Regions from separate parts of the Homo sapiens genome. Here all the other regions are linked to region 1. Evidence: chromatin loops called from intact Hi-C (ENCODE). Cell type or tissue: adrenal gland. All regions are shown on one strand. Links, peaks and the distances in the headings refer to the core of each region. The heading gives the core; the rest is flanking DNA.

Region 1 (10,939 bases), core at 3,537-6,036:
ATATAGTCTTAAGTGGGGGGAAAAAAGAGCAAGGAACAGAATGGTGTGTTAGTATACCACCATTTATGGGTATTTTTTGAGACAGAGTCTCACTCTCTTGCCCAGGCTGGAGTGCAATGGCTCACTGCAACCTCTGCCTCCCAGGTTCAAGCGATTCTCCTGCCTCAGCTTCCCGAGTAGCTGGGACTACAGGCATGTGCCACCACGCCCAGCTACTTTTTTGTATTTTTAGTAGAGACAGGGTTTCACCATGTTGGCCAGTACGGTCTTGAACTCTTGACCTCCAGTGATCCACCCACCTCAGCTTCCCAAAGTGCTAGGATTACAGGTATGAGCCACCATGCCCAGCCCATTTATGGTTTTTAAAATTACATAATTACATCTATTTTTTTCTTATGTATCCAAAAGATCTCACTGGAAGGACACATCAGGACCTGGTTGCAGTGTTGACCTCTTAGGGAACCAGATGGCTAAGTGGGACAGCCATGACTGGCCATGTGCTTGCCAATCCCATTTCCTCTTCCTGGACACACAAAAGTCACATTTCCCAGCTTCCCTTGTGGCTAGGCTGGGGCCTTGTGACTTGCTCTGGCCAATGGGCAGTGGCTGGGGTGATGCATGTCTCTCCAAGGCAGGCCGCTCCTGACCTAGGTGGCCCCTTGCCCTGCAAGTGGCAGCGCAGGGTCTTTGAGCACTTTCCAAAGTCCATTGCCTGATTTCTCTGTTCTGCAGAGCATTTTTCACATCCTGGTCACTTTCTCGTTTATTGGTTTATCTTCCTATTAGCGTGTAAGCTCCACTAGAGCAAGAAGTTCATCTGTCCTGTTCATTTCAGTAAGCCTAGCACTTAGAGTGGTACCTGGACTCTGTAGGTGCTCAATAAAGGTTTGTTGAGGGAATGAATGAATGAATGAATGGATGAGTGCAGGAATGAGTGAATGCCTTTAAGATTGGCTTATGATTGACATTTATGAAGTTGTCTGCCTAGCGTCCCTTTAGCAAGAGTTGCTCCTTCCCGTTCCCTCCACGTGTTGCCCTTGCAGTTGGGGACTTGTGCTTCCGGCCCCAGCTGACTGGCTGAGGAATGAGTCCCTGGCTGAGCTGGGTCAATGAATCCCTTCCCTGGGATCTTTGGACTAGATGGGATAAATAGAAATCAACATAGACAGAGCCTCTCCGTCTGGGGTTGAGCCTGTAACGCTAACCTCGGAGCTGTCAGTCTGGGCTGGAGATGCTGAGGGCACGTGTCTACAACAGCAGACAGGGAGGCAGCTGCTCCTAGGCAGGAGCCAACAGGAGAAACCAGAGAGGCCCCAGTCCTGCTGGTTCTAGGCCCTGCTGTGTTCCTCTTTTCTTGGCATCATGAAGCACCTCAGGCCCTAATAACAAGTTGAGGACCAACAAGAGGCTCTGGAGCTTGGATTCCAGAGGAGACATTTCCCAGCCTTTGGGAGGGGCGTCCTGGAAACCCTCATTGTGCCCTGCTCTGAGATGGCTTTGGGGCTTGACCCCTGCATGTCCACTCTCAGATTCCTTTCCTCCCCCTCCCACCCACCGCCACCATCATTCAAATGTCCAAAGCCTCAGGTAGTGGGAAGGAGGAGTATGAATTCTGGAACACAGGCAAGGACTGATGTCTTGTTCGGGAACGTTCTGGCCACCACAGCCTAGTGCTGCTGTGGAGGAAGGAGGAACGGCCCCGACCCAGGCCTGCCAGTGGACATGGCAGCCCGGGGACAGAGATCAAGATGTGGGAGCTGAGAGCAGTCCTGGCCACCAGCAGAGCATGGCATCAGGGCATTGTGACAGAAATGTTCTTGCCTGACCCCAGCCCCAGGACGGCTGTCCCCCACCCAGATCCCCGCCTGCCTCCCTGGTTCTCCCTCTAAGCCTCCACCTCAATGCAGGGGTCAGCAGGTGCCCACTCATAAAGCCCAGCTCACTCCCCAGCCTTGGGGGAACGCACACTCGGGCTCTGCTGCCCACCGCATGCTGCTGTTCATGATCCCTCTCTCTTCCTCTCGGACAGACACACACACACTACCCCAAATATCCACCTGCCCTCTGAGCACTGGCATCTGCTGTCACCCCCTCCCTCCCAGGGAATGGTCTCAGCCATCCACCGGTTATCCCAGCCAGAAGCCAGGCACCCACTTGACTCTGCCTTTCCCCGCTGAGCCCTCCTGCCCCACTGCCCTAATACCGCAAGATTCCTCCTATTTCCCCCCCTCCCCTCACCTTAGACTGCAGGCCCACCCCATGGCCTACTCAGACTCTGCCTGAGTGGTCTAGCATCCTCCCCTGCTTACATCTCTTTGTGGCCCTGGGAGACATCCCGACTCCTGCACCCGTCATGAGGCCTTTGCTGATCTAACGCCCACCTGTGCACTGGGAATCTTTGTAGCTTCATGAGGTTCACCTATGAGGTTAGCGCCAGAGAAGCCCCACGTGGAGCCTCTCGGGTAATTACGCAGGAGATGGAGCGGGTTCTGCAGAAGAGACTCTCAGCAAATCTCAGCAGTGGGGTTGCATGGAAGGCAGGGCTCCCAGGGGCTGAGACACAGTGGTAAATACTTCTTAAAATAGACTGTTTATGTTATGGATCAAACTGAATTCCTAAGTTTAACTATATTTTTGGTAATTTGGTGGGGAAACAGGCTGCGCAGAACAACTCCGCCTTGCCCCTAGCCTGGGCTCAGGACTCTAGGGAGGTCTAGGGAGCAGCTCCAGGGCCTATGGCCCCTCAGGTAGAGGCACAGGTGCGTGTGTGCACATTTTCCTGAAAAAAAAAGAAAAAAAAGATCTAGTGCTTTTGTCAGAATCTCAAAGGGATCCATGATCTAAGAAATGTCTAAAGCATTGTTCTCACAGAAAAATGTTCGTTCTCATTTATAATTCAAGAAATGTACATTTAAATGGTATATTTTTCTCATCTGTCTCAGTGGCGTTCATCTGTAGCTGCCTATTAGAATCTCCTGGGGAATTATTTATTTATTTATTTATTGAGACAGAGTCTGGCTCTGTCACCCAGGCTGAAGTGCAGTGGCTCAATCTTGGCTCGCTGCAACCTCTGCCTCCCAGGTTCAAGCAATTCTCATGCCTCAGCCTCCTGAGTAGCTGGGATTACAGGTGCCCACCACCACGTCCAGCTAATTTTTGTATTTTTAGTAGAGACAGAGTTTTGCCATGTTGGCCAGACTGGTCTCGAACTCCTGACCTCAGGTGATCCACCTGCGTCAGCCTCTCATAGTGCTGGGATTACAGGTAGGAGCCACTGCACCCAGCCTCCTGGGGACATGTTTTAAGTGCCAATGCCCAATCACCTCCCGGACACACACACACACACACACACACATACACACACGCACGCACTCACACACACACGGTCAGATTCTGCTTTAATTGGTCTGGGATACTGTCGTGTTGGCATATTTAGAAAGCTCCCCAGGTCATTCTGACTGCAGTCAAGATTGAGAACCAGCAACCTGTCAGATCAACCAAGGGCAAAAACGTCCATGGGATCTCATGCATTCTGGGTGGGAGTGCGGCCTGGTTTAAAAGTCCTTTGCAGAGCAATCTGGAAATACCAAAGCTAGAAGGGCCTCTACCCTCTGACCAGCAATTCCACTCTTAATAATTTAGTCAACAGCAGCTCTTGCATTGGTGCTTAAAGCTGTGTATAGAGGATATTTACTGCCCACTGCTCCTAATAAGCACAAGATTGGAAAGTGCCCAAATGTCAAATCAAGCATGTCACATCCACATACTAGAATACTCTCTAGCCAGCAAAAAAAAAAAAAAAAAAAAAAACCACAGGCGCCTTCTGTGAAGTGATGTGGGAGGCTTTCAGCGTCATTGCTAAATGCAAACGAGAAACTGAGTGGAGGGTGTGGTTTTGAACGTACAGGCGTCTGTATTTTTATATGCATCTAGAATTTCTGGAAGGATATACTTTTCCAAAACCTCTTAACAATTATGGCCTTTGGGGAAGAAGTGGGGCTAGGGTGGGAGGCGGGGAGCTTAGTTTTCACTTGCTTCCCCCTTTTGTGTTGTTTGAATTGTTATTATTAATATGCACTGCTTTTTCCAAAAACTTCAGAAGGTGAAAAGAAGAGGAAAGAAGGGAAGAGAGTGCCTGGCAGCCGCTTGGCACAAGGACTAAGAAGTGGAGTGCCTGGTCATGGAGGGGTGCGAGTGAAGCCTCCAAACTGGCTTCAGCGTGGGGGCACCCTAAATCCCCTGGAATCAGGTCAGACTCTGAAGGTAGGAGTCTGCTTGGTCTATGGTGGAAGTTGGGGACAGTGACTTGGCCTGAGGGTCGGGGATAGGAGGGCTTCCAGGACGGCAGGGCGGGAGCTCTGCAAGCCAATCCCTCCCTCGTGCCACCTCCACGCAACGCCGTTAAATTCAGATGCTACGCTAAAAGCAGAGGAAGGAAAAATATCTGTGTCACAGCACCAACTGGAAACCAACGCGCGTACATCCTGTCTCTACTCTGGCCGAGCCGACCAAAGCACATCCTGCAAAATTCTAGACCCCCGCAAACGGCGGGAGGCGGCCGTGCGCACAACATCCTGCAAACGCCGCCCTCTGGTGGTGGAGCTGGTGAACTGCGCCCAGGTCCATAGGCGGGCCCACGCTTGAGTGTTCCAAACGGGAGAAGAAAAAAGTACCATTTAATACCGAAGCGAAAACAAGTACTCAGTAAGAAAAGCACAGATGCAAACGCAAAATTCATATTTTAAATATAGTTCGCAAACTGGTTCCCAACTAACTCTTCTCCCAAAATACAATAGCTTGTTTCTCCCCTTGCAAAATACATATTCTCATTCTAAAAAAACAATAATGAAAAGCACTAGGAAAAAGAGACACCTACAGTCACCAGGCTGTGATCTGTAGCTCTTGCTAGCATTTTGGTGAGTATCCTTCCAGACTCTATCAACACATACACAGAGATACATGCAAATGGATAGCAATGGGACTGTGCAACACACCCAATTTTGTAGCCTGATTTTTTTCTCTTAATTATATATTGTGGGTATCTGCACAATAATACATGCTACATCATCATTTTTAATATTTTCAATTGAAAAAGTTATACGTGTGAAAATATACCCACAGATAAACTCACATAAATGAGAGAAACTATCTATTAATAGCAAACTTGCTGAGTCAATTATGATATATCCATCTGGTAGAATTCTACGCAGCTATTTTTTTTTTTTTTTTTGAGACAGAGTTTTGCTCTGTCACCCAGGCTGGAGTGCAGTGGCAAGATCTCAGCTCACTGCAACCTCTACCTCCCGGGTTCAAGCAGTTCTCCCTGCCTCGGCCTCCTAGTAGCTGGGTCTATAGGCACCTGCCACAACGCCCAGCTGATTTTTGTATTTTTAGTGGAGACAAGGTTTCACCATGTTGGCCAGGCTGCTCTCGAACTCCTGACTTCAGGTGATCCACCCACCTTGGCCTCACAAAGTGCTGGGATTACAGGTGTGAGCCACCGCACCCAGCCACTATGCAGCTATTAATCTAATGCACTGGTGCTGCAATATGTCAAAGATATATCACATCGCAAAATAAAATTACATTACAAAATAATACGTATAGAAGTATCCTATTTTAGCTTACAAAAATATATTTATATACATATACCATTATATATGTATTGATATATAGACATATATAGATATATATGTATATGCCTGTGTCTGAGAAGAAAATGTTTCTTGAAGGATACTCCAGAAACTCTCTTAGGAAATAAGACTGGGAAATGAAGGATGAGTATAAGTTGTAGCTTTTACTTTCTCTCCCCTTATAAGATTTTTTAAAAATATTATCCTCTCGATGATAGAATTCTGAATCCTGAATGTGCTATGACTTAGCTGAATAATGCCCTGTTGGTGAACACTCAAGCTGCTTATACTTTTTCTGCCAGGAACAAAGCTACAGTGGTACCTTGGATGTAGTCACTGTGCACTTGTCTGATTATTCCTGCTGAGTAAATTCCTAGGCATGGAATTGAGGGTTCGTTTTTAAGGTGCATCATCCAGGATATTGACTATCAACACGTCGTAGAGTGAAGCTGACGTGACTGTTCAGTGCCCGTTTGCATTTCTGAAGGGCCTAATGTCTGCTTCTAGGTGAGGAGGGCATTATCTCTGGCCATGCTTCATATCCCTGGAAGCTCTCTCCAGACTACGGGTCAGGTTCACCGGATGCCCAGACGTCCCTCTTAAGGTCTTGCTTCCATTTATGGCTGCACCTCCACACCCACTGTCATCCTCACCCACCTCTGTCTATTCCCTCCACAGCAGCCAGTGAGAGCCTTCACCAGACCCTGCCCACGCTCCATCAGTAGCTTTGCTGCACACTGGAAATCAATCCAAGGTCCTCCCATGGCCCAGGAATCCCTGCATGGTATGGACCCTGATAATCTTTCTTTTTTTTTTTTTTTTTTTTTTTTTTTGAGACAGAGTCTCGCTCTGTCGCCCAGGCCGGACTGCAGTGGCGGGATCTCGGCTCACTGCAGGCTCCGCGCCCTGGGGGTTCACGCCATTCTCCTGCCTCAGCCTCCCAAGTAACTGGGACTACAGGCGCCCGCCACCTCACCCGGCTAATTTTTTGTATTTTTAGTAAAGACGGGGTTTCACCGTGTTAGCCAGGATGGTCTCTATCTCCTGACCTCGTGATCCGCCTGCCTCAGCCTCCCAAAGTGCTGGGATTACAGGTGTAAGCCACCACGCCCAGCCCCCTGATGACCTTTCTAACCTCACGTCTCCCTCCTCTTCCTGCCCTCAGCCCACTCATGCTGCACACTGGCCACCTTGCTGTTCCTGACGCTCCCCGAACATCCAGCCCCAGGGCCTTTGCACTTGCTGTTCCCTTTGCCTGGAATACTGATCCTCTACTCACAAGCCTCTTTCCCTGGCTTCATTCACAGCCCAGCTCAAATATTTCCTCCTTAGAGAAGCCTTCTGGCCCACCCTGCCTTAAAGGACACTCTCCATTCCCAGACCCCATCTCATTGTCTAGTTATCATTTTTTATTTTTTTATTGAGACAGAGTCTCACTCCGTCGCCCAGGCTGGAGTGCAGTGGCATGATCTTGGCTCACTGCAACCTTTGCCTCCCAGGTTCAAGCGATTCTCCTGTCTCAGCCTCCCAAGTAGCTGGAACTACAGGAGCGCACCACCACACACACCTAATTTTTGTATTTTTAGTAGAGACAGGGTTTCACCATGTTAGCCATGCTGGTCTCGAACTCCTGACCTCAAGTGATCCGCCCGCCTTGGCCTCCCAATGTGCTGGGATTAGAGGCATGAGCCACTGCACCTGGCCCGTCCAGTTATCTTTGTATTCATAGCCCTGGGATTGCATTCTAAATCTACGTGTTTATTTGCCTTTGATATTCTGCTTTCACTGAGTTACAAGCTGCACAGGAGCAGGAGACTGTCTGGCTAGTGCTGTGTCCCCAACACCCAGGACAGGCCTGGAATGTGCAGGCCCTCCCTCCACAAGTGTGTGCTGCTTGGATGAAGGAGAAGCTATTAACACAAGGATGTCTGAAGCTTGAAGAGCCTAGATAGGCCATTTCTCCCAACTGCTCCCAAAGGAGGTCAGATGTGTTTAAAGCATCTTTTCCATAGATGAAGCTTTATCAAGAAAATCTGACAGAACCTTTTCAATGCAACCATTTGGGAGAAAAATTGCAAATAGGTTATTATTCAGGAAAAATACCTTTCCTCCAAACCAGAGCAGCACATCCACCCAACATACTGGCTCCTTTAGAGAAAAGCAGAAAGGTTAATATCGCCCCGTCAGAGTAAAGCAGCCAATTAGTGCAATTGCAATTCAGAAGAAGAATAGAGGTTAATTGCTTGGAGTCCACATGTCTCAAATGCCTAATGCTATATCATTATTTTTTAGCTACATATTATTCATTTCATACACTTAAGAATTCTACCTTATTACTAATTAGTAATTCCTTATCCTTAAATTTTACCCAATTCAAGTTGTCATCATAGGGCCCTCCTCAGCCCCCATTTTCCCTAAGATGCAACTAAATTGTTGAGAAAAGGTTGGCATCTCCTATTCACTACCTCCCACCTCCAGCCCCTGCCAGCACCCCCGAGTTCACCTCTCCTCTTCCACGGGCATGTGGTTTCCCTGCCTGCAGAATCTTCCATCTCGGTAAACAGGCTTCACTCCTGCCTTGGGTGTTCTCAAGCATCTACTATGTCCCAGACAAAGTTCCAAGCTTATCGATTAGCTGGGCAAAAAGATGCCAATTCATCCTGCCCAGGTGTCTCTGTTCTCTTGAAGAGACCCACAGCTTGGCACCTTGGAAATGTTAACCCAACAGATCAGAATTTCCTGGGAATGTAATAATGATATCATTAATAATAATAATATAATAATAATGATGGCCATAAATACTTCTTGAACACTTTCAGGTCTCAGACACCATGCTCATGAACTTTACATGCATGATTTTAATCCATGGGAAGCCACGTACATGCATGTACGTTGATCACGTAAGCATGTGAGTGGGACAACCCCAAACCCAGCCCCAGTTCAGCATGGGCAACAAGAATGAAACTCGGTCTCAAAAAAAAAAAAAAAAAAAAAATTATCCATCAAGGAACAAGAATTGGGAAATGTGAAAGGAGGTTAAGAGACAAAGAGTTCGGAGTGAGAGGTTCTAGAAGGAAATGAAAGTAGATGAAGCAGAGGTAATATAAGAAGATATATGGGGGTGAGAACCTTCCAGAACTAATGATAACTATCAACCCCTGGATTCAAAACAAAATAAATCCAAAGCAAGAAAAAATAAAAATAAATCAGCTGGGCGCAGTAGCACATGCCCGTAATCCCAGCACTTTGGGAGGCCGAGGCAGGCAGACTGCTTGAGCTCAGGAGTTCAAGACCAGCCTGGGCAACTTTGCAAAACCTTGCATCTACAAAAAAAAAAAAAAAAAAAAAAAATTAGCCAGGCATGGTAGTGTGCACCTGTGGTCCCAGCTACTCAGGAGGCTGAGGTGGAAGGATCGCTTGAACCCAGGAAGTCAAAGCTACAGTGAGCCAAGATCGTGCCACTAACTGCACTCCAGCCTGGGTGACAGAGTAAGACCCTGTCTCAAAAAAGAAAAGAAAAGAAAGAAAAAGAAAGAAAGAAAGAAAAAGAAAAGAGAAAAGAAAAGAAAAAGAAAATCTATTCCTGAAACATCATACTGAAACTGATGACTAAAAAGACAAAGGGAAGATTTTAAATGCACTCAGAAAGAAAATATAGATAACCTCCAACAGAGCAACAGTTTGACAGCTGACTTTTTATTGGCAGGAATGGAAGTTAGAAGAATGGATGATTCATTTGATGTGCTGTGAGAAAAAATAACTGTCAACCTAGAATTCTATGCCCAGTGAAAATTCATTTCAAGAACAAGGTGAAATACAGACATTTTCAAAACAACAAAAACTACGAGAATTCTCCACTAGCAAACTACAATAAAGGAAACTCTAAAGGATGGATCCAAGTTTAAAGATCTAAAATGCAAAAGGAATAAAAAACACTAAATAAACATTAACTGCATAAAACAACAATGATAATGCCTTATGGAGTTAAAGAAAAACAAAACAGACTGGGCACAGTGGCTCACGCCTGTAATCCCAACATGTTGGGAGGCTGAGGCAGGTGAATGTCTTGAGCCCAGGAATTTAAGACCAGCCTAGGCAACATGACAAAACCCTGTCTCTACAAAAGATACAAGAATTAGCCAGGTATAGTGGTATGCACCTGTAGTACCAGCTATTCAGGAAGGTGGGGTGGGAGGACTGCTTGAACCTGGGAGCTTGAGGTTGCAGTAAGCCACGATCACACCACTGTTCTCTAACCTGGGTGACAGAGCAAGACCCTGTCCCCACTGAAAACAACAAACAAACAAAAAAAACCCACAGAATTAAAAGACATCACAACAATGGCATGCAAATCAAGAGAGGGAGAATGAAATAAAATTGTTCTGAGATCCTTGTACTATATAGAAGGAAGGTAAAAGCGTTACATTCATATCATAATTTCTAGGACAATCACTAAAATAATGGAAACAGAATATGTAACTTCCAACCTACTTAGAGGGGGAATATAAAATGAGAAAAAAAATCGAAAATATAATAAGAAAAGGAGAGAAAAAGAAAAACAGAAAGCATAAAATGAGATGGCACATAAAGTCCTAACATATCAATAATTACAATAAACATAAAGGGACCAGGCCGGGCACGGTGGCTCACGCCTGTAATCCCAGCACTTTGGAAGGCTGACGTGGGTGGATCACAAGGTCAGGAGATCAAGATCATCCTGGCTAATATGGTGAAACCCTGTCTCTACTAAAAAATACTAAAGAAAAATTAGCCAGGCGTGGTGGTGGGCGCCTGTAGTCCCAGCTATACTCGGGTGGCTGAGGCAGGAGAATGGCGTGAACCCGGGAGGTGGAGCTTGCAGTGAGCCGAGATCGCGCCACTGCACTCCAGTGACTCCTGGGTGACTGAGCAAGACTCCGTCTCAAAAAAATAAATAAATAAAAATAAAAATATAAAGGGACCAAATGCTCCTGGTAAAAGATAAAGAGTATCACATAAGATTTATTTTAAATCCAACTTTTTGCTATTAACAAGAATCCCAACAAAAACTTAAGGACATAGAAAGGTTGGAAGTAAGAGTGGGAAAAGGGCTACAAGGCAAGCAAGCAGAATATTAACAAACATGACTATATATTGGACCATAAAGCAACTCCCAACAAATTTCAAAGGACTGAACACATGCAGATCACATTCTTTGATCACAATTCATACATCAGAACGCAATAGTAAAAAGATAATAGTTTTGGCCAGGCGAGGTGTAATCATACCTATAATCCCAGCACTTTGGGAGGCAAGGTGGGTGGATA
Region 2 (10,939 bases), core at 2,953-5,452, 160 kb before region 1:
GGTGTTCCAGGCTGCAGGGAGCTGTGATAGCTCCACTGCACTCCACCCTGGGTAATAAAGGGAGACTGTATCTCAAAAAAAAAAAAAGAGAAAGGAGGAAAGAAAAGAAGGAAAGGAGGCAAGGAAAGAAAGAAAGAAAGAGAGAGAGAGAGAGAGAGGGAGGGAGGGGAGGGAAGGAGAAAAGTGAGGCCGGGCGCAGTGGCTCACGCCTGTAATCCCAGCACTTTGGGAGGCCGAGGTGGGTGGATCACGAGGTCAGGAGATCCAGACCATCCTGGCTAACAAGGTGAAACCCTGTCTCTACTAAAAATACAAAAAATTAGCCGGGTGTGGTGGGGGGCACCTGTAGTCCCAGCTACTCGAGAGGCTGAGGCAGGAGAATGGCATGAACCCGGAAGGCGGAGCTTGCAGTGAGCGGAGACCGTGCCACTGCACTCCAGCCTGGGCGACAGAGCGAGACTCCACCTCAAAAAACAAAAAAAAAAAAAAAAAAAAAAAAAAAGAAAGAAAGAAAAGAAAAGGAGAAAGATTTAACTAGCACATTAAATCCATGACTTAAGAGCTATTATTTTCAGAGTATGGCAAAGTAAAAGAAAAAATGTGAGATGGTTTTAAAAATTCGTCAGTTCCACGTAATTGTTTGAATGTCTCTACTGCGCCAGGCAAAGACAGAAAATGCAAATGCACACTGAGACCTGCCATATAGAAGGCGCTCAGTAAATACTGAATGAATGAATGAAGCACTAAACTGAATGCATATAAGGCAAAGACACAAATAACTTAATTTTGTGCAGCCAAATCAGTTTGTAACTTCACCAAACAGTTCACATCAACATTTAATGAGCGTCCCTTTGCCCAAGGCACTGGGTGAAGGATGAGGGGGTATTGGTTTGTGTTTATGTAGAATTTTGCAGTTTGCAAAGTCCCTTCTCTTACATCTCTTCATGAGGGTTTCACAACGACTCTGTAAGGTAGGGGTTGTCATTATTCCTGCTTTCCCGATAAGGATACAGAAGCTCAGAGAGGGCAGACATTTGACCTGGAGTAGAACTAGGGCAAGAATACAGGCCACTGTGTGCCCCCTCCTCCCACGCTCTGTTTCTCTCTGAAGATGACCTGGGGACAGCATAATACAAAGTGGATGGAATGGGCTGAGAAAGGAGAGGGGTTAGATTTTCCATTTAACCATGAGGAGGTGGTGTGTGAGCTGGGTTTGGAGGAGAAAGATTTAGATAAAGGAAGAATGTGGGAAAGAGCACAGCAGGCTGGAGAATGGCGTGAGCCAAACAAAGGAGTAGATGCTAGCAGCTGGGTAAGGCCTGGGGTCTTGCAGTCTCTGAGAGCAGTGGCCAAATGGTAATGTGTGAGGACAAAAAGAAAAAGGGAAAGAAGGGGTGTACGGAGGCTACCCAGATCCTCCACGGAGCCAGGCACTGGGTATTTCTGAATGTTCATCCACAGGCAATGACCCCATTCCCAGCCTTTCTGTCCCAGACTCTCTCTCCCAGGCAGACCAAGAACTGCAGACCCAATCCCCAGAACCATAGCTGCTGGGGTAGGAGGAATCCTCATGCTTAGTCTGCCAGTACTGGCTTTAAATCCCAGTTCTTAAGAGTCCAGCCTGCCTACCTTCTCCCTTTCAGGGCTGGATCCAGCAGGGCCGTGCTTCCAGGATGAACCTGAGGAGGTTCGGTTGGATCCATCTGACGCCGTGTTTGTGGATGTGATTCACACAGATTCTTCTCCCATAGTTCCTTCCCTAGGTGAGTTCCTCAATCCCATCTCCTGCTGACCTGTGCTACAGCTAATGACATTGGGTCCAGATATCCCCTCTCACACATACATACACACACAGCAGGGGAGGCCATTTGAAATAGCTACAGGAATGGCTTGGGCACCAACCAGTCAAAATGGGTACCAGTCCCAAATAAATAGCTAGTTCAATGCCAGTGGAATCAGCGTGCAGCCCTGGGTTAAACAAAAACCCTTCTGTAGTCTATGAAAGGTTGTCAATCAATCTTCAAACTCTGCATCCTTCCCCAATCTACCAGTAACTAGTGGGGCAGATGTATTCATTCTTAAAACTTGACCTGTACTTGCAAAATACGAAGTTAATTTTTGAATATTTTTCTTACTTCTTCAGTCAAAGCTTTGGTTACACTTTGTTTTGTTGGCAACTTTATCCCATTCTTTAATTCTTCTAAAATCAGTGTTTTTTTTTCAATATTTTCTTATATAGCCACTCATGAAACTTGCCAATAAAGGGTATGTTTTTGATGATGATGATGATGATGTTATCACTTACTTAGTGTTTACCATGTGCTACACTGAACATTTTGCATACATTAGCTTGTCAATTCTGTAACACTCTAAAAAGTGGGCTTTATTACCACCATTTCATGGCTGAGGAACTGAGGCTCAATTAGGTTAAGTAATTGACCCAGATCACAAAATCTGTAAGTAAAACCAGGATTTGATCACGGGTTCATATGCTTTGAAAGCCAAAGAGCCTAGCCATATGCTACGGCTCACAATATAACAATATAATGTTATGTAGTCTCCACATAACAATATAATGTAGACATCAAAATTTTAAAATGAGTAAAGTAATACAAATTGCACCAGTCTTGATAGGTCTACTGGTGCATAATGGTAGCAGGGCATATCAATATGGTCCAAGACTCTCCGAGACACACAGATGCACATCCAAATGTATGTGTCTCACTCACCCAAAGCTCAGCCTCCCCCTCATCTCACTTCCTCTGCCCTCTCCTCCGTCCTCATCTTGCCAAGCACCCATCTTTGAGAACTTTCTGCAGAGCTAGAGGCAGTGGTAGCTGTGATAAAGGGAGAATTTGCCAAAAAGGGTCTTGCTGTGGCCACACCCTAACTTTGGCACCAGTCACCTCGCCGCTCATCTCTGCTTCAAATATTTTAGGTTTCGGAATGAGCCAAAAGGTGGGCCATCTGGATTTCTTTCCAAATGGAGGAAAGGAAATGCCCGGATGTAAGAAAAATGTCCTTTCAACCATTACTGATATTGATGGAATATGGGAAGGTATGTAAATTAAAGAAGTAAGACAGCAATTGCTCTGTTCGGGGAGAAAGCAGAATGCATGGTCTGGCCTTCATAATGCTGACATTTGCCACCGTTTATGGAGTGTTGTGAAAATGTGCCAGGCATTTTCACAGCAATGCAATGAGATAGTTACTCTGATTAGTTCCAGTTTGCAGATCCAAAAACTGAGGATCCGAAAAATTACATAACTCAATTGGGCGTGGTGGCTCATGCCTATAATCCCAGCACTTTGGGAGGCTGAGGTAGGCAGATCACTTGAGGTCAGGAGTTCAAGGACAGCCTGGCCAACATAGTGAAACCCCATCTCTACTAAAAACACAAAAATTAGTTGAATGTGATGGCATGCGCCTGTAGTCCTAGCTACTCAGGAGGCTAAGATATGAGAGTCACTTGAACCCAGGAGGTGGAGGTTGCGGTGAGCCGAGATAGCACCACTGCACCAGCCTGGGTGACGGAGTGAGACTGTCTCGAAATATATATATAAAAAAAGTTACATAGCTCATTCAAGGCCGCTCTATATCTAAGCCCAATTTCTAACTATAAAGCCCTGAGCTCATGCCCCAGCCTGTGTATCTCCCTGTTGTCGGCATCCTGGGACAGCGGCTTGGCTGGCATGTTGGCTCTGGCTTTGACCACCTATCCTACCTGCAGCACCTGCTCCTTGAAGAACTGCAGGACATAGGCCAAGATTTGAAGGCCTTGACTTGCTTGCTGGTTGCTGTTGTTGGGTGCTAGAAATGGAAGGGGACTTTGCTGAGAAGAAGACAAAGGAGGGATGTGCTCTGTGGGTTTGGGGTACACGTGTAGGAGGGGGAGGCCTGGAGGTCTGGGAGACCCATGGTGGCTGCTGGCCAGCTGTGTACATTTCTGTTCATCTGAGAGAGCACGGCCCATGCCCTGCCATTAGGCGACCTCATAGCCCCATCTGATTTGCTGCCCCTTGCTCTGGCCTTTTTTGATTCCTGTTGCCCCTCCCCTGACACCAGGCTTCACTCTCCTCCCTGAAAAGAGAGGTTTTGGGCCTGTGATAATTTTAGTCTATTTTTCTGAGCTGGGAGTTCCCCAAGGCCAAGGACTATGTTTTGCACATTTCAGACACTCCAGTACCCTGCTCAGGGCCTCATCCAAAGCAGGCACGAAATATACTTTTAAATTGAGTTGAGTAGCCTTGTGTGGCATTTTAATATTCCATGTGCTTAATGTCAAAGAGCAGAGTCGATAAAGCGATCGCCAGCATCCACCGGCAAATAAACGGAGCTTTTGCCCTCTCAGGTAACTCCTGGGGAGATGTGACCATTCCAGGCTCCCTGAAAGCACACCAGAGTCACAATAATAGCTGCCCCCTCCCACAAACGATGAGCAAGGCACACATAATAGGAACGAGTCCAGGTTTAATTAGAGAAGCAATGTCGAGTGAACAAGCCCATGAGCACTGGAGTGTGTTTCTATTGTGTCAAGCTCCGAGTCATCCAGGCAGTGGGCACTGAGGAATAATTAAATCCACTTTCTCCTCCATTATGGGGTCCCAGGGCAGCAATTTTGGATGAAAGAAACAATTAAGTTTGAAACAGGTTCTGTTGTCCAGTGATGAGCACCAGTGTGGGCACAGGGAACGTGGCTTCAGCTAGAAGTCGCTGGGCCGAGGGCCGGGAGCCGTGGAGTACGAAGCCACCCTGGGCACAAAGGGAAGTGTTCCTTTCTCAGTGGGTGGCAATAAAGCCCCGCAGACCCCCCAGGAGTGGTCCGCAGGTGTGCCAGGGTCACTGTGCATTTCTCCATGGGAAGTTTTCTACCAAGTAGCCAGAGAAATGAAAAAACACCTTTCCGGACTTTTTCTAAAGAAAAGGATGATAAATAAAATGCAGTAAGAGAGTGGCCAGAGGCCATGGCCACCTTGCCATCACCGCTTTTACCTTGTGCCCTGCATAGCAAAGAGGAAGAATCAAAAAGCCTGGTTGATGGGGAAGGCCTGCCCGGTATGTCCTCACAGGGATCCTCACAGGGATAGGATGCGGTCTGCAGCAGCATTGGATGGGCCGGCATGGTAACTGTTTTTAAGATGGGGATGCGCTGCCTTCACTCACGCATGCGAAGGTTTTCAGGTAGAAGTGGAGATCCTGGCTTCTTATGAAAAAATCAGAGGACCAGGCGATTTGGGGCTTTGAACATGTGACACCTGGCTAGACTGTGTAGGGTTAGAGGGGCCCTTTTTACAGCTATTGCTATCTTCTCTTAGTCTCTCTCTCTCTCTCTGTATGTATGTGTATATATACATATATATACATATATACATATATGTATGTGTATATATACATATATACACACATATATATACATATATACATATATAGTATGTGTATATATACATATATACACATATATAGTATGTGTATATATACATATATACACATATATAGTATGTGTATATATACATATATACACATATATAGTATGTGTATATATACATATATACACATATATAGTATGTGTATATATACGTATATACACATATATGTATGTGTATATACGTATATACACATATATAGTATGTGTATATACGTATATACACATATATAGTATGTGTATATACATATATACATATATAGTATGTATATATATACATATATACATATATGTGTGTGTATATATATACATATATACATATATATGTGTGTGTATATATATACATACACACACTTGTATATATCATAGCGTATGTGTGTATATATACTATATATATACACACACACGTATACCCTCTCTATGTCTCTCTCCTCTGTCTCTGCATCTCTCCTCTGTCTATCTATCCTCTCTCTCTGTCTTTCTGAATCTCTCTCTTTCTCATCACTATCTCTTTTTGTGTTTCTTTTTCTCTCTCCATTTCTCTCTCTGTCTCTGTCTCTCTGTCTCCCCCTCCACCGGCTCTCTGTCCCTCTCTGACTCTCTGTCTCTCTCTCTCCCCCCACCAACTCTCTGTCTCTCTCTGATGCTCTCTCTTTCTCTCCCCCTCAACTCTCTCTATCTCTCTCTGACTCTCTGTCTCTGTCTCTCTCTCTTCCCTTACCAACTCTCTGTCTCTCTCTCCCCCACCGACTCTCTCGTCTCTCTCTGACTCTCTCTCTCTCCCCCGACCAACTGCCTCTGTCTGCCTCTCTCTATCACTTTCTCTCTCTCTCTCTCTCCCTCACCACCCCACCCTATTCCCAGCCCCCAGCCCTCCTCATTCATTTGTGTTACATGCCTGGCCCCTGGAAGAGTGGACAAAGGTGCTTGTCAGGACATGTCACTCCTCCACAGTCACCTAGCCCTGAGTAGGTCCCTGCTCAGCAAATGCCCCAAGATATTCAGGAGCCGACACCCATCGGTGAAATGTGCAGGTGATTCTTCCTTAGTCAGAATGAGTTGTTCACACTTAAAAGTGAAAGGCCTCCTTTGAGCTCCCGGGACCTTTGTTTTTTTCAGGAATTGGTGGCTTTGTGTCTTGCAATCACCTAAGAAGCTTCGAGTATTACTCAAGCAGCGTCCTCAACCCTGATGGCTTCCTGGGCTATCCCTGTGCCTCCTACGATGAGTTTCAGGAGGTAGGTTACCCCAGGAGGCTGAGGAAGATGTTGCTGGCCCTGTTTGGGGTGTTTTTGTGTTCCTGTGGCTTAGAACAGAAGAAAGAGATGTAACTCTGCAACTAATGCAGGGAGGTAATGGAAATTCTGCACCTCACAAAGCCATCTTCCCCCAGGCAGCAGGGTGGGCTGGAGGGGGAAGGCACAGACCTGACTGTGCTGGGCCCTTACTAGGGTCCCCAGTTGTTCATTTAGAAAAATTTCCAATTTGCAAAGAAGGTGAAAGAAGAATAATGATGAATACTGTACACCTGTCACTTAGATGCACCAGTTGCTAATATTTTATATATGTGTGTGTATGTATACTTTTTCTAAATTATGTGAAAGTAAATTAAAGACATTATGACATGTTACTTATAAAAACTTTAGCCTCCATCTCTTAAAAACAAGATCCTTCTCCTATAGAATAACATTCAAGAAATGTATCTTTGATACACTAATATTTTCTAATATATAGTACATATTCAAGCTTCTCCAGTTATCCAAATAATGCCCTCTAGAGCTGTATCTGTTTGCCTGCCTTCTTTCTTTCCTTCCCTTCTTCTTCTTTTTTTTTTTTTTTTTTTTCGCATTGCAATTATTTTGTTGTCTCTTTAGTCACCTTTAGTCAAGAACAGCTTCCCATTTTTTCTTGGTCTTTGAAGACTTGCCAGTTATGAGGCTTTCAGACCAGGTATTTGGCAGGATATCTCACTCTCTGAAATTGTTTGATTTTTTAGGCGGTGCTTCAGTGAGTAATAGCAGGTCCTTCTCAGTGTATTACAACTAAAGAGATTCATTTAATGTTCACTTATTATTTGATGACATAAATTCATTCATTATTTGATGACTTAAACTTTAATTACTTGGTTAAGATGTTTAAACTCACATTTTGTCCTTTCAAAACTAATTTTAACCTTGACATTCTTGGGTTGAACTGAGGTCAAAAGGACATCGTATTTGATCTCCAAGGTCTGTGAGTGTTCAGTGAGAAGGCTTCACTGTGCTAGTTCTTGTTGGGTCATGGATAACAACATGGCCTCCAGTATTTGTCTGATTCCTACCAAATCACAAAACAGCTCTACACATCATGCATTTTGGATGTGGCATGAGGTCAAAAAGCAGAGGACAATGACACTGTGGCATAAAGCAATCAAATCCCTGATTCAAAGACAGCAAGTTGCCTCCTCTGCGCCTAATTAAAGAACTATCATTTGAGAAGCAACAAATAAGAATCAACAAGTCTGGAGAAATAATTCACATTAAAGTGAAAATGGTCCTGGACCTTCCCTTCCTCACTTCTTTTGAAATAACTTGCCATCTCTCCCACTTCTCCCTACATATATTATATTTCATACCCCATTCATATTTTAATTTTACTGCTTCCTGGATATGACTTGTTTTCCCAACTATATTCCAAGTTTTTGAGGCACTTATTTGGATACTCTGCAGGGCCTAGCACAGTTCTATGCACAATTCCAAGGGTGGAAGCATGGATGCATGGGTGCATGGGTAGATAGATGCAGGAGTGCATGAGTCAGTGGGTAGATGAGAGAATGGATGGACACATGGATGCATGGGTGCATGGGTAGATAGATGCAGGAATGGATGGATTAGTGGATAGGTATGAGAATGGATGGATGGGTAGATGAAAGGATGGATAAGGGATGGATGAGTAGATGGATGGTTGCATAGGTAAATGAAAGGTGGATGGTTGGGTGGGTGATGGGTAGATAGGTAGATAGACATAGGAAGGAAGCTGAATTGATTGACTAACAGACAAATTATGGTTTTTTTTTTCCACTAGAGTAAGTGTTTCCCTTGTCCAGCTGAAGGATGCCCCAAAATGGGGCACTATGCTGACCAATTTAAGGGGAAAACAAGTGCTGTGGAACAAACCTTTTTCCTGAACACAGGAGAGAGTGGTAACTTTACTAGTAAGTTTCCATTTTACTCACTTCAAATTCTTGCGAATAATTTTCAAAAGTGTGCCAACCTTATTAGTCAGTATCCTTGGTAACAATGGATAGAAACTTAACTACAACAAGCTTAAGTTGTAATGAAAGGACAGTGAAATGGAATTTGTGTTGGGTCTCACCCCTTTAACCAATACTCCTGACCAGCAGAGAAAAGTACAATGATTGGCCCAGGCTGGGTCACATGTTCACCCACCCCTGTTGCTGGAAGGATGCATCTATTAACAGAAGAGGGCAACGTGAAAGTCACTGTAAGTCAAGAAGTCAGTGCAGTAATGACTATCTATTATATTAGTCCTCCTACATACACACACTTTGTGGTGATGTCATTTCGCCCTGCTTCTTATTTTAAAAGTACAAGATAGTAAAATTATCAAGACTCATTTACTGTGAATAATAGCACATAATGGCTGGAAAGGAGAGCAGTTATTTTCTAAGAGAGTTTCAAATTTAAAAATTTATATCAGCACTTTACAAAACACTTTTCACATACAGTATTTCCTGTAATCCTCAAAATATTTATCATAAAAGATAAGAGTTTGGCAGAATCTATAAAATCTTATATGCACATTCCTTTAACCCAGTAACTTCACTTCTCAGAGTGTACCATAGAGAAATACTTGCGTGTGTGCATAAGATGATGTGATCAAGGATGCTCGCTCTTTATTTTTAAGAGCGAAAGATTGAGGGGAAAACCTAAATGTCCACCAGTTGTAAATGACTAAATACTATAGATTAAATACTACATGTAACCATTAAAAAGAAGGTTATACCTCTGCGTACTGAAGAGAGAAAACCTCTAAGGTGTATTAAGTAAGAAGGCAAGTGACAAAACAACATGCAACACACCCATTGTCTTCATTGGTTCAGACTGCTGTAATGTAGTACCATAGACTGGGTGGCTTATAAATAGTAGAAATGTATTTCTCACAGTTCTGGAGGATGGAAATCTGAGACCAGGGTGCCAGCATGATCAGGTTCTGCTGCACATTGCTGTCTTCTTGCTGTATACTCCCACGTGGTGGAAAGAGGAAAAGAGCACTCTCTGTGGTCTCTTTTATGAGGTTACTGATCCCATTCATGTGGGCTCTTACCCACATGAATTCAGTCCATTGTACCATGTATCAGTCAAAATACACATGTGCAGTATCAGCTGCCCTTCATTCATCCAAGAGCACATACCTTGCTGTGTTCATAAGGGACTGTGCTGAACTATAATATTTACTGACCCCTGAGTCCCTTGCTCCCACCTAGAACCTAATGTACCCTTAATTCCTGGGCCCCAGGAATTCAATTAAGTCACAGTCCTATTGCCTCTCACCCCTGGAGGATTCAGAGCTTGGAACAATAATATTTTCATAGATCATTTTTTCAATAAGATGAGTTCATTAAATGGGTTGTATTTCTTTGGACAGGTTGAAGATATAAGATATCAGTCACACTTTCTGGAAAAGAGAAAGTGAATGGGTACATCAGGATTGCTTTGTATGGAAGTAATGAAAACTCAAAACAATATGAGATTTTCAAGTAAGTTCAATGGTAATGTGAAATGATCATACTTTCCATAATAGATTATTCAAACTTGATTGAGTATAAAGTGCTTTATAAATCTAGGCATCTATTATACAGAACCACTGAATCCTAGAATGTCAGAGCTGGAAGAAAGTCTCAATGTCTAGTTCAATTGTCCCATTTTACATATGAGAAGAGTGAGGCCCAGAGAGAGGGAACTCACTATTTAAAATGAGTCATGTGCTAACTCCTTTTGGAATGTCAGTCACCTGACTAGATTGTTTTTTCTTTTTTTGTTATTTTATTTTATTTTAGATTCAGGGGGTGCATGTGCAGATTCATTACATGGGTATATTGTGTAATGGTGAGGTTTGGACTTCTAGTGAACCTATTACCCAAACGGTGAACATTGAACCCAATGGATAAATTTTATCCCTTATCCCCATCCCAACCTCTCTCCTTTTGGAGTTCCCAGTGTCTATTCTTTCCAGTTTTATGTCCATATGTACCCATTGTTTATAAGTGAGAACATGCAGTATTTGATTTTCTGTTTATGAGTTATTTCGCTGAAGATAATGGCCTTCAGCTTCATCCATGTAGCTACAAAAGACATGATTTCATTCTTTTTTATGGCTGCATAGTATTTTATGTTGTCTATATGCCAAATTTTATTTATCCAATCAACCACTGATGGACACTTAGGTTGATTCCATGACTTTGCTATTGTGAATATTGCTGTGATCAACATACAAGTGCAGGTATTTTTCTGATAA
Region 3 (10,939 bases), core at 5,668-8,167, 110 kb before region 1:
AACGGATAAAGCCACTTGGGCCACTGGGAGGGCAGGCTTACTCTGAGCTCCTTGAACAGAATCTTTGCAGAACTGGTCTTTTAAAGAAAGGGAGTTTGCACACCAATATGTTCCGGAATAAAAGCCAGAGCTGCTGCTAAGTAGAAATGCATTTTAACAGATACATGGTGATAATTTTAAGTAGAATTTGGTTTGCATAAATGAATACTCCTAAAGCTCTCCAAACCTGTGGTTCTGTTGGGTAAGTCAAGGCAGGTTGTTATAAATAGAATTCTCTGATTTTCATAAAAATCCCATTCCACTCCTAGAGAGTCTGATTTGGTAGGCGGGGGACAGGATACTGAAAGAGGTCCTGGTGAGTTTGCTATGTGTCCCTGGGTACTGCCACCAATGTAGCAGGAAAATGACATAGCCAGATTCCATTTGCTTGCAGAACTTCCTTTGATTCACACAACAGTTCCTTCTCCCCTAGCAGGGTGAGGATGTCTAACATGTCCCAGTAAAGCAAAGAATATGCATTTCCTAGGGCCTGCCACTCTCAGGTAACATTGCCTCAGAGCTTCCAGCTCTCTGATCTTTTTTGTTGTTTTAAAGTTTTGTTTGTTTATTTAATTCTTCCTCTTTGTCATTACCAGCTCTCTGACTTTTGAGGCCAAACGGAAAGCTTGGGTGAGACAAGCTCTCAGCAGCTTTGCAGTACGAGGAGAGGGATCCAGAGCCTATGCCCAGTAACCTCTCCCATACATGCCCAAGCCCTGCCCAGTCCTGCAGGGCCCTTGCCTGTGGCTCCCAGATCCAGGCCAACCTGACTCCACAGGCACCAGCTGGTGATGCTGGGAAAGCCCATCCCCTTTCTCAGCTCTGCCTCGCCGAGTGGCCGAGCCTGGCTGATACTTACGGAGATGCTCAATGATGCTATCGATGGTCGGCTTAAAAAGGGCGTTCATGGCATCTGGACTCATCCGCAGCATCCCCTGCGAGGACCACTTCACAAAATCCACACTGCAGGAGCATAGCATGGAGAAGAGCAGGCAGTGAGGGTCTACACGATACCCAGGCTTATCTGCATAGACACCTGCCCTGGCAGAACATCTGTCACTTCTTAGCAGGCAGAAAGGGGGTTGAAAGCCAAAAGCACCTTTGGAAACCCTAAACTGCCAGGACCTGGACCCTTAGAAGCTCAAAAGCTAAGACATAATCTCTTCTCTGTATCTTAAGTTTGGCTGTGACCGACCTTCCCCTGGGATAGTGGAGGCCAAAGTCTAGTGCAAAGACAAGGAGATAAAGGGCTCACTGTCTCTTTCGCAGGACCACACTTTGAACCCAACAATATTTGGATTCAAGCACGTTAAAAGCTCCCTGGCGAGTTTATTGTACTGCTACTTACGGCTACACATGTGTGCGCTCAGGTGCATGTCCTCAGCCTTCCAGGCACCTGTCAGGTGACAGAGTAAGCCTAATTCTACTAGGTGGCCCTCACGGTCTCTGTCCAGAAGCAGCAGTGTGGAGCAGAGAGTCCTGGACGGGAATCCAGGATTGTGGGGCTCTAGCCTGGCCACCACCACTGCGGAGCTCTGGGACTTTGGGCAGATTAGACTCCATTTTCTTCAAGCCCAGTCTCCACGTCTGGAAGTCAGGGATAACTGCGCTTGCCTTACCTCCTTCACGGGGGTTGTTGTAAAGACGAAGTTAAATACCATGTCTGTGAAAGCGCTCTGGAAACTTTCTGGCACTAAGCAAATGCCAGGGACTGTGTATTCCCCAAACCCACAGGGCGTGCCCCTCCTGTTCTCAGAGGCCAAGCAAATGGCGCCTCTGTCCCTGATGCAAAGTGCACACCAGCAGCTTCCCAGGAACATGTTCTAGATGCTGGACGGGAATCTAGAACATGTTGGTAAGGAATCCTTTCCATGGCGTAGGCCAAAGGACAATGTGGTGTGGTATGGAATGACCCCATGGCTGGCTGCAGCCTGTTTCTTAGTGGGAGGGTTGACAGGCCCCAGAACTGTGCAGGTAGGTCTTGGGATTCCAAACAGAGGACAGGTGCCCTCTGTGGGGGACTAACGGGGCAGAGAACATCAGCCCAGTAAGAGGGTCCAGACTGGCCCTGCTCCAAGGGCAAGAAGACCTGACATGAAATCTGCTTTCACTTCCACTAAAAGGAACCAGGGCTTCTTAGGGAAATGGCCAATTCCAGGCCTGGGGTAGGGAATGTACAAGATGAGCCAAGAGTGTCTTCACATACAAGGAGGCAAAGACACTGTCAACCACCACAAATGTCATGTCAAAGGGATTCAGAGCCAACGTGAGAAGGCTCCTACTGGCCGAGATGGGACAGTGTGGGTGTCAATAAGGATAGAATTGCCATTGTTTAAAATACATCAAATATGCTTAAATCCTCAAATTCCTAATGATACTCCCCCTCATGCCCTCACAAAAGGAAAAATTCATTAGCTACTTTGGCGGATACTAGGAAATTGATTCTTTTTTTTTTTTTAACTCATAAATGGAGGTTGAAACCCAACCTATTTATCCTGTCTTCCCTAAGTGAGCTGTAGTTCAGGGCAACCAAACCACTGAGGAGCCAAGTTTCTCTCTCTAGGAGTATTCTAGCTAAATAAATGAGGAAGGAGTGATGGACCAAGATGGTGGCCATGGAGCCACCCCTAATGCATTAGTGGACCAGGCAATAATCATCAATGGCTGCTAATATCACAAAAGGAGAGACAGGCAGACATTTCGTGTCCCCTGATGGGATGCAGTAGGAGGAACCACCACCCGTAAGGCAGATATGCCAAAGATTCAAACTTGAATCTGATTAAACCTCTAAGTCCATCTGCCAACTTGCAAAAAAAAAAAAAAAAAAAAAAAAGGCTATGGGATAGAACCTGCTGTGTAACACCACGGACGTGAGATGAGCAAAGCCCAGATGATAGGAAACTCCAATCTAAGGACAAACTACTAGTTTTGCCATCTAATAAATTGTGAAGGAAAAACCAGGAGGGGAACCTGTACATTAGTGGGACTCGAGGGGCGTATCAGATAGCTGCTATGTAGAGCCCTCATTTGGATGTTGGTACAAAGTGAAAAAAAAAAAAAAAAAGACAAATGGAAAAATGTTAATGTTAATTAGATACTTGATAATATTGAGGAATTATTAATTGTTAAGTGTTATCGTGGTATTGTGGTTGTGATTTAAAACTTGTCTCCTTTAGAGGTACATACTGAAATAGATGAGATGCTAATTTCTAAGATTTGCTTTAAAATAATTGGATTTAGACTAGCCAGGACCTGACAGTTGTTGAAGCTGGACAATGGGGTATTTTACAGGATAAATGTTTGACATGTTCCCTTACAAAAGGATTATTAGAAAAAGGTAATTATGAAATATGATAGATAGGTAAATCTGTCTGTAGTCATCATTTCATGATGGATATTATATATATAAATTTAAAATGTTTAAGAATATTAGAAATCTATTATTTTTATCTTTTTTTTTAAATTCGGCTTTAAACCGTCTTCTAAATATATTCATTTTGCAACAAGCTGAGACACAAAATCAGTCAAGGGACTCAGAGTGGCAAGAAACCTACATTCCCATTGGATTAATTCCACAAATATTTATTGAGCACCTACTGCATACCAGGTTCTCTTCTAGACACTGGGGATATGGCAGGGGCCAAAACTAAACTTCGCTGCTTTCATAGTTCCTCTGTTTTTAGCAAACACATAGATAATACTTGCCAGGTCCCAGGCATTGTTCTAAGCACCCAACATGTATGAATTCATTGCATTCTCACAACAACCCTTGGAGTTACATAGAATTATTATCCCCATTTTCCATGTGAAAAAAACTGAGGGAAGAGAAGTTGAGTCCCTTGCCCAAGGTCATACAGCAAGTGTGTAGGATTGGAACCCGAAGTCCACACTTCGCTCCTCTCTCCCATCAGCACGATCCACCCGCTAGAATGTCCAGAGCCCGAGGTGATGAGCCCAACTCACTTGCTTTTCCGCAAGGCGTGCTCCACACTGTGCCCGCGGAACTTCTTGTAGTAGTCAATGAAGGAGAAGGGCAGGGTGATGTTCAGCGGGTTAGTTCTGTCTGGGGCAGCCGCCCTTTTGCGAGACTCAAACGCAATCATTAAGTCAACCCAGGCTGCAGGGCGTTTGATTTTGAATTGTTCAATAAAATCCTCTCCAAATATTTTATACAGAAGTTTTTCGAACTCATAATCTACTCCTAAAGATCCATAGGGTCCGCCTGAATTGAGAACAAAAAGGGAGGCCATGGTGTTAAAAACCATTAGAAACCCAATCCAGACTCTGAGAAACAGGCCCACCTGTTCATCTCTGAGCCACTTAGCAATGGGACGGCAGCTATAAGTGTTTACTTACACTTCAGAACCCTGCGCTGCTTCTCATTCCATGTGGAGAAGCTTTTCCCTACAGAAATCTCTTGTCAACAATCTTTACTTTATTATTTTATTTTTGTGTTTTCTTTTTTTTGAGACAAAGTTTTCACCCTTGTTGCCCAGGCTGGAGTGCAGTGGCACAATCTTGGCTCACTGCAATCTCCGCCTCCTGGGTTGAAGTGATTCTCCTGCTTCAGCCTCCCGAGTAGCTGAGATACAGGCACGCACCACCATGCCCGGCTAATTTTTGTATTTTTAGTAGAGATGGGATTTTGCCATGTTGGCCAGGCTGGTCTCAAACTCCTGACCTCAGGTGATCCACCTGCCTTGGCCTCTCAAAGTTCTGGGATTACAGGCATGAGCCACCACTCCCAGCCAACAATCTATTTTAAATCAATTACATTTTTTAAAAAATCAATAATTTTATCTAACTAGGACCATTATGGTATTCCAATCCAAGACATCCAAGGGCGGGGGCTGGAAAATCAGCAGGCCTGGTCTAGTCCCTGTGTGATCCTCTAATTACTTATTATCCTTTCCCCTCCAACCTCCCAAAAGGGAAACAGCATGTTCTTTGGTTTAGCAATCTTTTTTTGAGAGTCTCGCTCTGTCACCCAAGTTGGAGTGCAGTGGCGCAATGTCTGCTCACTGCAACCTCTGCCTCCTGGGTTCAAGCAATTCTCCTGCCTCAGCCACCTGAGTAGCTGGGGCTACAGGTGTGCACCACCACGCCCAGCTAATTTTTGTATTTTTAGTAGAGACAGGGTTTCATCATGTTGGCCATGCTGGTCTCCAACTCCTGACCTCAAGTGATCTGCCTGCTTGGCCTCCCAAAGTGCTGGGATTACAGGCGTGAGCCACCGCACTTGGCCAATGGTTTGGCAATCTTGATCCAAGACAAGGTGAGGCCTCCCTAGAAAGTTCACCTTAGCACGGTCATGGGCAACATCAAGTTGCAATCTCATCCTTTCGGAATTTTCAGAAACCAGCGCCCTTGGCCAGGATCTGAAACAGGCTCGCTTTAGGCCAAAACCCAAGTTGTGGTGGTTTGTGTTTTAAAGAATGTTTAATTGCATTTTGCTTTCCAATTTCAAGCAGACATTAGTATCCTCCACCGCCTACGATCCCACATGTTAGTGGCATTCAAGAGAATAAAACTGAGAGTTATCTGAAACAAGTGAAAACAGAACTGCCTGGAATTGGCTCAGGAATAAGAAAATTAGCCCTGCAGGGCCTCACCTGTTGCTTTATACAGTTCCTTAAGGTGTCCCTCCGGTAACCGGATCTGATGGACTGTCAGGTCTACGGTGCCACCGCCACTGTCCACAACCACATACTTATCACCTGGCACAAAAACAGCCATCTTTTACACAGACTGTTTGCCAACCCCATCTGAAACAAGCTTGTGGGTGGTAACTAGGTAGACCCAGCTAAGTGCCCTCAAAACTTCTCATTAGCACAATGGTTTTGCTAATTAGCAGCTCTAGGAGTTAACCATGACCAAAGAGAATGCAATCTGCCCAGGAGGATGGTTAGACATGGACGATGGAGAACCCAGGTGAGTGAATCTAAGATTCACACATTGCTGCATACCTGGCACGTACTTAGTGGGCAGTTTCCTGCCACGTGAATAGTGAGTGCCCTAAAATCATCTGCGTTTCACCAAAGACTTACTCTGGAACTGATCAATTCCAATCCCTACCTGGTTTTACAACATGCAAAATTACAGCTCCCAAAAGAGCTCTCCCTGCATGAGTGGTCTTTAGAACCCACTGAGTTTGAACATTTTCCAAAAGTGCAAAAGGGACAAATGGGAATGGCTTTTCACGAGCAGCACAGGAAAATCCAGCAAGAGCAAAGGACATTGAAGGACGCTACCTTCCTCCAGCTCGGACCAGATTTCTCCTATGACATTCTCCACCAAAAAGGTCCGACTCTGCCGATTACGCCGTATGTGTTCCTTAGCTAGTGGCCGACAGAAAGAAAATGATGACGGGTAAGAAAGCATGAAAAAGCAGAGATCATTTGCAGTCAGTGAAGGCAATAGCATGAGGAGATTTAGGGATGGAACATTAGTGACATTTGACCAAAATAAGTCAATACGATGTCGGGAATCACAAAGCCAGCTCTTCCCAGAGAAAGTGATTTCCACCGGCCTTCCTCTATTCCTCGGCTTAGCCTGTGCCCAGCTGAAAAGCCCACCCTGATGAGATTCTCACAACAACCCTTGGAATTAGGTGGAATTATTATCCCCATTTTCCACGTGAAAAAAACTGAAAGAAGAGAATGTGGTCAAATGTGCGCCACTGCACTCCAACTTGGGTGACAGAGCGAGACTCTCAAATGAGACCTACCCTGGTCACATTTTTTGGAGAATGGGTTAATGAAATCGCCTAGTTTCCCGGCTTTGCTGCCCCAGGGAGGAAGCTATCTGCCAAACAGCCTGCAGTGCGCTCAGTTAAACAATTCCAAATCAAGGAATTTTGTCTGATACAAGGAATTTGGGGTGTGTTTTCCTAACATGCACCCTGGGTAAATAGACTGGGGGGGGGGGCCATTTCCTGACCCAGCTGAAGCCAATATGCATTGCGGCCACAAGGTGGCGCGTCTGGGCCTGGCAAACCCCTGTGCTGCCTTTTCCATGAACACAGGGACAACCTCCGCTCCTGCTGTGGCTTGAGGTGCTGAGTGGCGGAGACGCCTATGTGGCTATGAGAGGGCACAAATCATTGTCCCTATGTTCGGAGAAGGAAATCAGGTCAGGAAAGGTTAAGGGGCTTGCAGTTCCCACAATTTTTTTTTCTTTGAGACGGAGTCTCGCTCTGTCTCCCAGGCTGGAGTGCAGTGGTGCGATCTCGGCTCACTGCAAGCTCCGCCTCCCGGGTTCACGCCATTCTCCTGCCTCAGCCTCCCAAGTAGCTGGGACTACAGGCACCCGCCACCTCGCCCGGCTAATTTTTTTTTTTTTTTTTTTTTGTATTTTTAGTAGAGACGGGGTTTCACCGTGGTCTGGATTTCCTGACCTCGTGATCCGCCTGCCTCGGCCTCCCAAAGTGCTGGGATTACAGGTGTAAGCCACCACGCCCGGCCCCACAATTCTTTTCTTGCAGCCTGAAATTAACCCTTAGACCTTAGGCCCTCGTGCCTTTGAGATTTAACAACAGTGCCCGGCGCCACCCCCATAGTGCTCTCACTTAGCGCTCATATTGGTGCCTTGACCCTGACAGGGCGTGTCTGCAAACCCTATAGCCCTCGACACACCCACAGAGCCCTGGATACCAGGGAACCAAGTTCTGTGACCAAGGCTATGACCTACTTGCATTCAGGTAATTATTAAAGAGGAAAAGCTTTTTAAAATCGCCATCCTCAGTCTCCCTAAGGCGGTGCTCCTTCCCACAGCTAAGCGAGCGTCACCTAGGTCAGGAAAAGTCAGCCGGTTTCATCTGCATTTTAAACTCATCGCACATGAAGCAGACCCAATGAGTGACTCAGCAATAAATCAACAGTCTTAATGGAGAATTAATAACAGGCAATGGAATTAGATTAAGAATCTGTTAATACACAAGAAAGATTAAGAGCCTAGTACAATGTGAGGCCAATAACCGCTCTCAGGCTACCCTCAGATTCTTAGAGAGAAGCTCCCCGCCCCCAGACACTTGGTGGGTGATGAACCAGGGTAACCATGCCTCCATTTATGGGGGTCCTTGGAGGGGCCAGGTAGGGGGGCTGAGCAGAGAGGTGCTTAAAGCCCACCTCCTCCCGGAGTATCCTGATTCTTCATTATGGCACTAAGTGCCTTTAAAATCATCAGAGGGAGAGAGACATCCAGGGCTTGGGAAGGAAGGAGAGCAGGAGGGGGAGAGAGAGAGCAGAGGTACCCTGTGTAAACCCAGCTCCTACTGTGTCACTGCCGCTGTACCCATTGACGGCTGCCTTGCTGCTCAGCTCAATCATCTGGTGTAGCCGCAGCTTTCGGCAGTAGATAGAGGCTGCCTCAGGCTCCAAGGCAATGATGAGCTGCTCCGAGTTCTCGGGGGAGGCCAGGCCTGCCTGGAAGACAGAAACAGAGGCTGGGACCCAGGGCCCCCTGGGCCGGCCTGCTCCTAGGACACCCGTGCCTGGACTGACATCCCTAAGGAGGGCGCACTCGTGCTCTGCATCTGTGGGACATTCTCTACACAGTCCTCTGCAGAGCATAATGTCAGGGTGCCTCGGTACTGGGCCCCAAGCCAGATACCCAAACACCCCAGGGTGGCCAAAGAAAATGTATAGGCACCCTGGGGAAAACACCAGGTGCTCTGGCTGTGGGGCCTCTTGCACTTGGGGCCTCCTTGGCTCAGAGCTGAGCAGCACCATGGGGAGGAGCGGGGGGATTCCGGACTGCAGGAGGCACACGGGCTTCCATGCTCCAGTGGTGAAGGCATGGAGTTGCAGAGACCCTGAAACTTTCCAAACCATCACAGGGTGGAAGGCAGGTGATCTGTTCTCAGTTGTAATATACCACACGGTCTGACCAAATCGGAGCAAACCCCTATCTTTGGTGGCCTTGGAAACAGACCATGGCTGGGCCTCAGCAACACAAGCATTTGACTTTGCTATCTGGGTAACCGACCTGTTATCTCCAGAGCGCTAGGAGGGTTCCTGAGATTTGCCTACTGGGGGTGACAGATAAGCAGTGGCTCCAGGAGGAAGCCCCTCCTGGAATCCCATATAGTCCCTCATTTTCTAGAGTGCGGTTGAGTCAGCAAGAAGATATCTTATTCAAAGCCTCCACCCTTTAATAGTTTTATTATAGACATATATCACATATAGTAATAAATATTCCTTTAACAATCTGATCCCCAAGTTCTCATCTGTGGCTTCCATCTGCAAACATTTGGGGCCTTGGCCTGTAGTAGGCAGAAGTGCTTCTGCTCTGTGACATCTGACCAGTCCCAGTCACCACTCCTGTGGGCCTTCAGAAGGGCCAGCTCAAGAGGCCCTGGGACAACCCTTCTGAGGATGCTCAGAGAAACAGCATGGCTGGGCCTCTAACCAGGTCCCTGGCACCTCTCATGGCCTTGAGCTGCAGCGGGAGGCCCCACTTGCTTCTGGAAACCATTCAGGTACACGGGTGTCCTCAGTTGCCAGCCCGATGGACCACGGAAGAACACTTCATCCCTGCCACTGCCGTGGTGCTGACTTTTTGCCATTTCTTAGGAACCTTGGGATGCTGCCTTCATACCATGCCTACTGGGAGGAAGGCCTCAAGTTCTGTATCAGACCCCTGGGGTTTAGTGCATTCTTCTTGCAGACCAGGTTCAGAAGGTCTCCTAATGTCACACACTCACAAATAACTTCTCATCAGGCGAAGTCGGCCTCATCATGGGCAGAGGGGCTTGGGAGGTCCAATTACTGGGCAAGGAGGGAAGGGGATTTTCAGGTATTAAGAATGCAAAGTGGCCAGGCGTGGTGGCTCACACCTATAATCCCAGCACTTTGGGAGGCTGAGGCGGGCAGATCACCTGAGGTCTGGAGTTCGAGACCAGCCTGGCCAAGATGGTGAAACCCCGTCTCTACTAAAAAAAAAAAATAGCTGGGCATGGTGGGGGCAGTGCCTGTAATCCCAGCTACTCGGGAGGCTGAGGCAGGAGAAATGCTTGAACTTGGGAGGTGGAGGTTGCAGTGAGCCGAGATGGTGCCATTGTACCCCAGCCTGGGTGACAAGAGTGAAACTCCATCTCAAGAAAAAAAAAAAAAAAAGAATGCAAAGGACCTTCAGAGCTATTTATCAACTCCTTCACTTTATGTAGAAAGAGAGGGAGGGTGGCCCACTGTCCCAGTTTGCTCAGGATAGAGAGATTTCCTGGGATGTGAGACTTTCAGTGCTAAAACTGATACTACCAGCAGGCAGGTGACTGAACATCTTCACTCTGTAAATACCAAATGCCTCAAAATGGCAGAACCACATCTGGAAGGCTGACTTTATAAAACCAGATAAGAACCACCACTCTCGTGTCCTGCACTGTCCGTGGCGAACCCTCTTCCCATCACCTAGTACCCTCAGCTACGGCCAACCACCCGGGCAGCATCAATGCCTGTCAGCTCAGCCCATGGGTCAGAGAAGCTGGGTCTGCCCTTAGGTGACATCGGTCAACAGGGCCCTGACTCAGGTGCATGACAGGATTTCCCACTGCCCCCTATTCAAGCAAGTAAAAGTCCCCCCTCCCCAGCTTCACTCTCACAGGGTCACATTAGACATCCTTAGCACAAACATGGCTGGAGGTTAAAGTGAAAGAGGATGTGGCTCTCACACGTATGGTGCCCTCGGGAAAGGTGAAACCTCTGAGCCTGGATCCCAAGGGGTCGGGAGGAAGAAATCCCAAATAAGACCAAGAGGGGCCCCTTCCGAGGGACAGCTCCTGTGCTGATTCTTCCATCCTTGAGGTTGTGGAGTCAAGGACCTCCCAGGAGCATAGAAGGTCCAAGGGGGAAGCTTCCACAAAACGGGGTGAGGAAGAAGGGACAACTTGCTGCAAAGAAACTGC

The links. Hi-C counts contacts between places; a loop is a spot of excess contacts. Peaks named below come from ENCODE experiments on the same cell type or tissue, not always from the same donor. Only the 100,000 strongest peaks of a DNase experiment are listed, where the experiment ranks them.
Region 2: it touches region 1 in a loop (5-fold over the local background); 23 of 110 quality-filtered maps call a loop at or near these places.
Region 3: a loop joins it to region 1, with 8 times the contacts of the local background. A loop is called at or near these places in 103 of 110 quality-filtered maps.

What each region holds. Positions count from the first base shown.
Region 1 is chr10:116,783,654-116,794,592 of GRCh38, forward strand. It overlaps a transcript of HSPA12A not described here. Among named protein-coding and RNA genes, the nearest start is that of MIR9851, 38 kb to the right of the region's middle. RefSeq lists a silencer at 1,145-1,311. In adrenal gland, for the core only: a CTCF peak has its summit at 4,588 (motif pointing left); a DNase peak (open chromatin) is centred at 4,558; H3K4me3 peaks cover 570 bases; H3K27ac peaks cover 427 bases.
Region 2 is chr10:116,628,300-116,639,238 of GRCh38, forward strand. It overlaps the pseudogene PNLIPRP2. Among named protein-coding and RNA genes, the nearest start is that of SPMIP5, 36 kb to the right of the region's middle. RefSeq lists an enhancer at 5,840-7,039. In adrenal gland, for the core only: no CTCF peak of the experiment used is centred there; no DNase peak of the experiment used is centred there.
Region 3 is chr10:116,675,501-116,686,439 of GRCh38, forward strand. It overlaps HSPA12A (heat shock protein family A (Hsp70) member 12A), which reads right to left. Exons shown (of 12, transcript NM_025015.3): 7 at 8,291-8,462; 8 at 6,291-6,377; 9 at 5,652-5,756; 10 at 4,003-4,261; 11 at 899-1,002. Among named protein-coding and RNA genes, the nearest start is that of HSPA12A-AS1, 11 kb to the left of the region's middle. RefSeq lists enhancers at 826-1,336, 6,822-7,323, 7,324-7,823 and a silencer at 1,158-1,452. In adrenal gland, for the core only: a CTCF peak has its summit at 6,994 (motif pointing right); a DNase peak (open chromatin) is centred at 7,011.